2 separate regions of the Homo sapiens genome follow, and region 2 is linked to region 1. Evidence: read pairs that join two places in POLR2A ChIA-PET (ENCODE). Cell type or tissue: MCF 10A. All regions are shown on one strand.

What was found. ChIA-PET counts read pairs that join two places held together with the same protein. Peaks named below come from ENCODE experiments on the same cell type or tissue, not always from the same donor. Only the 100,000 strongest peaks of a DNase experiment are listed, where the experiment ranks them.
Region 2: POLR2A ChIA-PET joins it to region 1 with 9 read pairs; 2 of 35 experiments call an interaction of 5 or more read pairs at or near these places.

The regions. Positions count from the first base shown.
Region 1 is chr6:26,437,985-26,441,984 of GRCh38, reverse strand. BTN3A3 (butyrophilin subfamily 3 member A3) reads right to left here and starts at 1,481. Exons shown (of 11, transcript NM_006994.5): 1 at 1,337-1,481. In MCF 10A, no CTCF peak of the experiment used is centred here; a DNase peak (open chromatin) is centred at 1,554.
Region 2 is chr6:26,495,012-26,499,011 of GRCh38, reverse strand. All of the region lies in intron 1 of LOC107986583 (a long non-coding RNA gene), which reads left to right. Among named protein-coding and RNA genes, the nearest start is that of BTN1A1, 3.3 kb to the left of the region's middle. In MCF 10A, no CTCF peak of the experiment used is centred here; no DNase peak of the experiment used is centred here.

The DNA of each region.
Region 1 (4,000 bases):
TAGAAGGGGTATCATTTTTATTATCACTGGTTTCAAAGTTAACAATTTCTCTGCTCTGCTTAGAGTGAGACATATGTTTTCATTCTTTTTAAAGGATGTTTATATTTTCTTCCTGATTATAGTCAATATTGCAAATGAAGAAAAGCATAAAGGAATAAAAGTTCAGTGGCTCATGCCTGCAATCTTAGCAATTTGGATGGTCAAGGTGGGAGGATTCCTTGAGCCCAGGGGTTTAAAACAGCCTGGGTAACATAATGAGACCCCCATTTCTACAAATTAGTCAATCAATAAAATTAAAACTCTGTAGTAGTAATCATATACTTTGGTAGTAGAAATATAAATATTTCTCAAAGCATTTTGGTCATATATACAGCAAGCATCTTTAAAAAGTTACATGCTCTACCAAGGAAATGCTATTAAAAAAAAAAGTTGTATGCTTTACCCAAAAGTTCCACTTATAGGAATTATTGTTGAGGCAAAAAAAAAAGACAGAAATTAAGACAAAAATTTATGTCTGAGGTTGTTAAATATAATAAAATCTATACAGTAGCCAAATGTAGATAATTGAAATAGCCAAAATTAGTAAAGTATTACAAAATAATTATATATTCACACAATGAAATAGATTGTGTCCATTGAAACACATATATTGGGTTATGAGGAAATGATTAATGGAAGGAAAAACAGATACTGTACCTAAAACATACAAAACAAGGTTTAATGTATGGATCTAATGCTGTTAAAATGAGAAATAATTGCCCTTCATTAAAAACATGATGCCTAAAAGCTGCATAGAAATCTCTTTTATGATAGAGCCACGCACTGTTTGTCTACCCCCTGCCTGTTGTATGTGTATGCTGGTTCAGATTTTTCTATATTATAAGTATTTCTGTAATGAACAAATTTACATATGAATCTATAAGGCACATCTCTTTCTAGAATCTCTTAGAATAGATGGCTTGTGTTGGCCAAAACAGATTTTAGCGACTTTTTTGCCCTTTTCTGACCACAATAAGTTCTTAAGAACATGCAGTTGGAATATTTCTTCATTTATGTTGTCTCCCTCTCCTTCCACCAAATCCCAATATCTGCAGGTCTTTATTCTTTGCACTACTTGCCTCTTCTCCATGTGCCCACATGTGTGCATGGGTGCCCATGCGCACACACGCACACACACACACACACACACACACACACACACACACACACACAGAGGCACTGCACCCCTTTCCCTGGGCAAGTACTCTCCCTGCATGCCCACTCACCACTCTCAGCGATTCAGCTCTTGTCCTCCCAGGCATTGTAGCCCAGGCTCTAATCAACATTCCCCACTTACTTCTTAGTATTCCCCTCTGAAAATCACAGCCCACTGAAGAATGGTGGTTAATAGTTCTCCATTCTTTCTATTATGGTTGAGTCTCTCATTCCGAAGAAAGGAAAAAGAAAGCAGAGGCTATCTGGTTATTGTGAGGAATAATAACAATCTCTTTTTGGAAGAATTAGTTTTTTGATTGGCTCAGAGGTGATGTTTCTCATCAGTTGCTGGGAGGAAACCACTGAGGAGGGTTGAAATGAAAAGTGAAAGTACATTGAATTGTACACGTTGCAGAAAAATTCCAGCCGTACCTCCCTTAGTGTTTGTGTTTCTGTGTTTATCTATTTGAATCATTATTGCGTGTCCATGTATATAAGTATTTCTACATATTTACTTAAGTCTTTTATCATAATAGAAATAGCAGCAGAACAAAATGAGAAAAGATTATAATGTGGTGAAGAGAGAAAGTTGTGCACTAATTAAAATGCTACTGTGGCAGTTTGCTAACATTTGCTTGCATGAATATGGGTACCTGAAGGAGGAGATTTTACTACAGCGTCAAATAAATGTATACATGGAAAGAAAGCCAGACGCAATGCACATTTTTAAGCACCTCCAGCATCCAGACTTAGGATCTGTTATCAAATAATATAATGTTTCTGGTTTCCAGAGGCAGTGCTGATTGACATTTTTTACCTTTTTCAGGAAACTTTTAGTGCAGGTGTTTCTGAGCATCTTCATTCGCCCTCAGCTCCTGGTTTGTGCTATATTGTATTTTCCTGTGTATTTATTTCTCGTGCTGCCAGTGGAGTACATATTATCTGAAGCTGGAATCTAGATAGACTACAAATGCCATCTCTGTAAGAGGTCTGTGAGACAAACTGGTTCTTCCTGTGGCCTAGGACCTCAAAACACACTTTTTGGATTTGCAAGTCAGTGATCAAAACTCCTAAGATTAAGATGTGACTGGGGTTGATGAAATTTGATTATATTGTAACAGTTTGAATTTAGGCTGTGCAGTATCTGGTTGAGATGGCTGGTCCCTTCTGCATCATGCAGTCCCCCTTTCTTCTTGGTGATAAAGCCTAATTTTCTTGGGTACTTCAATAGGCTCTGCTATCTCATAGATACCAGAGAACAAGGGACTAAGTTGGAATCAATAGTTTGTAGGTAAAGTTGTGGGCTTGTGTTTCTCCCAGAGATCCTTCAGAATGGAGGCCAAGATAGCTGGGAGTGTGAGTGTACACTCTCCGTACTTCCTTCTTCCTCTTGTCTTGGATGTAGACTTTTGAACTAGAGGTGCGGCAGCCCTCTTAGAACCATGAGGCAACCTTGAGGTTGAAAGCCACATGCAGAGACAGCAGAGAATGAAGTCAGAAGCAGGCTGGGGCATGAATGACATCTCTGAGCTGCCAGGTCAGCCCTGGACTACCGCCATCTAAATTCATTTTACATGAAAACAAACAACAACATCAAGAAAAAACAAGAAAACCCTTGTTTTGTTTAAGCCAATGGTATTTCTGGTCTCTGTTACCAACAGAATCCCACAATTCTTCCCTCCCCCTTTTCCTTCCCAACAGTTTACCATAACACTTCTAAAACATAAAGCAAAGGTGAAAGAATTTTTGGTGAATACCAATATGCCTACCATGTAGATTATAGTGATATACTTAATATTTTACGAAACTTTCTTACTTTATTATAATCCATACCACTGTTCATTCCCTATTTATCCATCATACTTATTTATTTAAATGTTCATTTGCTCATTTTTATTTCTTTTCTTTTTCTTTTTTTTTTTTTGGTGAGATGGAGATTTACTCTTGTTGCCCAGGCTGGAGTGCAATGGTGCGATCTCGGCTCACCGCATCCTCCGGCTCCGAAGGTTCAAGCGATTCTCCTGCCTCAGCCTCCTGAGTAGCTGGGATTGCAGGCATGTGCCACCATGCCCGGCTAATTTTGTATTTTTAGTAGAGACTGGGTTTCACCGTGTTGCCCAGGCTGATCTCAAACTCCTGACCTCAGGTGATACGCCCGCTTCGGCCTCCCAAAGTGCTGGGATTACAGGCATGAGCCACTGAGCCCAGCCCATTTGCTCATTTTTAAATTCACAGTCTATCAGAAGCTGTGCTGCTTGAAATTATATCAGTAAGAATGATCACCCCACCCTTGCCTGAAGGATCCAAGTCATTTTTGACACAGCAGCTGAGGTGCTAAGCTTCAGATTAGGAGTTTCTGGGACCAATAGTTTGTATCGTTGAACTTTGTAGTTTCCAAAGTGTGAGGCCCTGGGTCCATTTCTCATCAGTCCTTTATACCGAACTCTGACAAAGAAGTCTTGGGAAAGAAATGGATGTGAAATGGGGCAGAAATGAATTCAGTGATTCAACAAATTTTTATTGAGAACCTACCATGTAGTAGGTCTCAGCCACTGAAGTTCAAAACTAGTGAGGAGAGGTTGCATAATAGAGTGGATAAGAGCACTAATTCTGAAGCCAGGTGGCCTGTGTGACCTTTGGCCAGTTCTCTAACTTCTTTGTGCCCCAGTTTCCCTACCTGTAAAATAATGACAGTAATAGTACTTGACTTTTAAGAGTTGTTGCTGTGAGCATGGAATGAGACAACACATGCAGTTTGCTTACAACAGTGTATGATAAAAAAGTAAGTCATAAGAATGTACGCTAA
Region 2 (4,000 bases), 57 kb before region 1:
TGCTTGCCTTGGTCTCCCAAAGTGCTGGGATTACAGGTGTGAGCCACCATGCCCGACCTAGTATCAGCATATTTCTACAGTCCCTTCCTGAAATGTTGAATCCATCACACCCTCAATGGAGGTGCCCTCACCTAATCCCTGCTAGCACTGAGAAGTTATTATTTCACATCCTTACTATTGGGATGGGTCAAGTTAATTAAATTATTATTTATTGTGCCTTTATATGTTAGCGAGGCTGGAGTTTTTTATGTGTTAATTAGACATTTAATACATTCTAGAAATGAGCTGTTCAGGCCAGTTGCCCATTGTTTTCAAGACTGGTCCTGGTGCTAGTTCTTAGCAATCTGTGTGAATTTTAATAACTTAAAAATATCAATCCTGTATTATATTTGTAACAAACATTCTTCCCAGTTTTGTTATTTATCTTTGAGTTGGAATTGTGATTAAGACAAAAGACAGTTGCTCCATTTCACCCACCAGACTGCCAAGAGAATGATCTTTCCCAAATGCAAATCTGATCATATCACTTTTTGCTTAAAAATCCTTCCACATCTCCCTAGTGACTTCAGCATCAAGTTTATGCACCTTAATCTGGTTAGGAAAATACTGTAGGTCTAGCTTGATCTGGTCAAGAAAATACTCTGGCAGTCTCCTTGCTTCTTTCCTGAGGGCTTTTTCTCCATTCCCCTTCTCCTTCCCTGCTTGTCCACCCACAGGCTGAATTTGGAGTGGGTGTGGTTACCTCAACCCACAATGCCTCTCAGGCCTCCAGATAGCAGTGCTTGCCTTCCCCCTTCCAGAATATTCTGTCTCTTCTTAACTTTTTTTTTTTTTTTTTTTTGAGATGGAGTCTCACTTTGTCACCCAGGCTGGAGGGCAGTGGCACAATTTCAGCTCACTGCAACCTCTGACTCCCAGGTTCAAGCATTTCTCCTGCCTTAGCCTCCCAAGTAGCTGGGACTACAGGCGTGCCCCACCACGCCTGGCTTTGTTGGTATTTTTGGTAGAGGTGGGGTTTCCCAATGTTGGCCAGGCTGGTTTTGAACTCCTGACCTCAAGTGATACACCCGCCTCGGTCTCCCAAAGTGCTGGGATTATAGGTGTGAGCCACCGCGACTAGCCTGTTCCCTCTTATCTTTATGATGAACTCCTATTCTTCCCTCAAAAGCTCATGTAAGGGCTGCACCTTCTGCAATGTCTTTCAGACATTGCATCAAGCAGATGCAACCTCACTTCTAGGGCTTCTCCTGATTAGCCTTTGTCCCCTCCAAGAGAAGTAGGCTTTCCTGGAAGATGGGCCAGGTGTATCCTGTGACACTTGGTCCCTTTCTCATGGCAGACACCTGATCTGAGCCCTAGTTTCAGAAGCAGATGTGTTTATTGTCATCTTTTGTTTCCAAGCTTGTCTTCCCCTCTTAAACTGAGCTTTCCTAGTTCTTACTCCCTGTCTTCTCATCAGCACATAGACTGAAATAGAATTTGTGGCTTCATTCAAACCCATCGTTCCTTAGCCTTCCTAGTTTGAAAGGCTCCTGTCCCATTTTCCTCTTCATGCTTAACTTTCTGATCATATCACCTATAATCTATTTCCCCTTCCTCATTTCACTTCTCTTATCAGCCCCTTTCAATGATACTTTTGTCTCATGCTTCATATTCTCATAAGACATTGTTTTCAGGGGGGAAAAAGAGCTTTTACTTGCAACTAACGGAGCCATACTGAAAAGAAAGGGTCTGGGGGAAAGAAGAAGAAAGTACTTGGAGCTCAAGCTATTGCATAACAGACACTATTTTGATTGGATAGCATCTGGGTCTTTTTGACAGAAACCAAGTCATCAGTCTTACACAATGAAAGACAGGATCTCTAAATTTCCCAAGGTTTAGAGAACAGAACCTCTAGGATGCCCCTAGGATGCCCCTGCCTGTCATGGTTCCTGAATGGGAGAGGCCTTGTGAAGTGGTGCTGCTCTTAGGAAGTTCCTGCTCTTCCCAGGCCCACTGCGAGATAGAAACAAAAACTTCTTCTTCTTAGACATGAAATCATTTGGGCTGAGGAATATGATATGCTTCATATGGAACCTAATGATAAAATGTCAGCATTTGTTTCCCCTCCCTGCTTTTCACTATAATCTGTTCAAATTTCTCAGTGTTATCCTCATGTCAAATTCAATGGTTACTCTCGTTCTCATCTTACTTGACTTTCATCACTGAGGCAACCATTTGAGTCTATTTATTTATTTTGAGACGGAGTCTTACTCTGTCGCCCAGGCTGGAGTGCAGTGGCACAATCTCGGCTTACTACAACCTCCTGGGTTAAAGCGATTCTCGTGCCTCAGCCTCCCAAGTAGCTGGGATTATAGACATGCACCACCATGCCTGGCTAATTTTTGTACTTTTAGTAGAGATGGGGTTTCACCGTGTTGGCCAGGCTGGTCTTGAATTCCTGACCTCAAGTGATCTGGCTGCCTTGACCTCCCAAACTGCTGGGAATACAGGTGTGAGCCACCACGCCCAGTCAACGTCTTTTCTTTTTAAATGTGGTTCAGTTGTTTTATGTGGTACTTATCTACATATTTCTCAAGACAATATCATTCTGTCAAAGTTTTTAAAAAAGCTCTTTATATGTATTACATGTATTTAAAAAAAAAACCAAATGGGACAAAGTGCTTTTAAGAAATGTCAGTTCCACTTCCCACTTCCAACCTATTACTCCTGAATCCCCAGAAACAGCTTCTTTAAGTGCTCAGTTGTTTTATCTGGTACTTATCTGCATATTTCTAGAGACAATACCATATTTATGCTGCTATTTCTCTATATATCCATTTCTAGATATTACTTTTCTATACCCTATTATGATCAATTATGATTTAGCTCTCTTATACCACCAGTAGTAATACATCACAAATTCTGTTCCATATTTCCAATACTGTGGCTATGTAACTATAGTTTTACGGGACCAAGTATCATATATGATTACATTTATTTTCATGTACAACCTCTTGTTTTTTTAGGAGTAGGGAGGGGGTGAAATGATTCATTTTTGTTCCTTTGTTTAGTTTTCTTTATTCCCCTCACAGGTTTTTCCCACTCCTCTAATTGACTCTAAGCACAGTTTCCATAGTCAAGCATATCAGGTAATTTATCAATCCCCTCTCTTCATTCTTCCCAGAGCAGCACTTGGGTCTTACTGAAAAAGAGATTCTGATTTAGTAGGTCTGGAATAGGACCAGGATTCTCACTGCTAGTTGCTCTGGTCCACAGGTCCACAGGGCAAGATCTACTGCCTACAGCTCTTTTTTTTTTTCTCTTTCTTGAGTGGGGGTGGTGTTCGGTGTAGGGTGTGGGGTTGGGGGGTGGTCTTGCTATGTTGCCCAGGCTGGACTCAAAATTCCTGGGCTCAAGGGACTTCCCACTTCAGCCTCTCCAGTAGCTAGGAATACAGGCACGTGCCACTGCACCCACCCAGCTATAGCTCTTTATCTTGCTCCTTATTCAGAAGCTTTCTGTGAAGAGGCAGCTACCAGCTTTGCATGAATTATGGAGATGCCTCTGAGGGATGGTTGTGGCTCAAGGTCTTGGGCTTGTTATACATGTGGCCATACTGAGCCAAGACAAAGGACTGGGGTGAATGGGCATCATGTACAATACTGTATTCTTCTGTGGCTTACTAGTGAGCTTTGTGGTCAGCTGCTCTTTCTTGGGGGCACACACTATTGATATGGTAGTAATAATCAGATATGACCTAATGGTGCTTCAACATTATTACAGTGACATAATTCCGCTATTTACCAAGCCCGTGTTAAAATTATACATACAGAGTTTGTATAATGTTATAATTATAATTTGTGTAATTTATGCACAACAGCTTGCATATGTGAAGGTGGAGGGGAAGTGAAGTGAAGATGGTGTGGAGATGAAGATGGTGGACTTCTGTGTGGAAGAGGGGTTAGCAGGGGTTTGCCCTGGGGAAGCAAAAGGCTGAGATCTGGTAGAGTGTGGACGT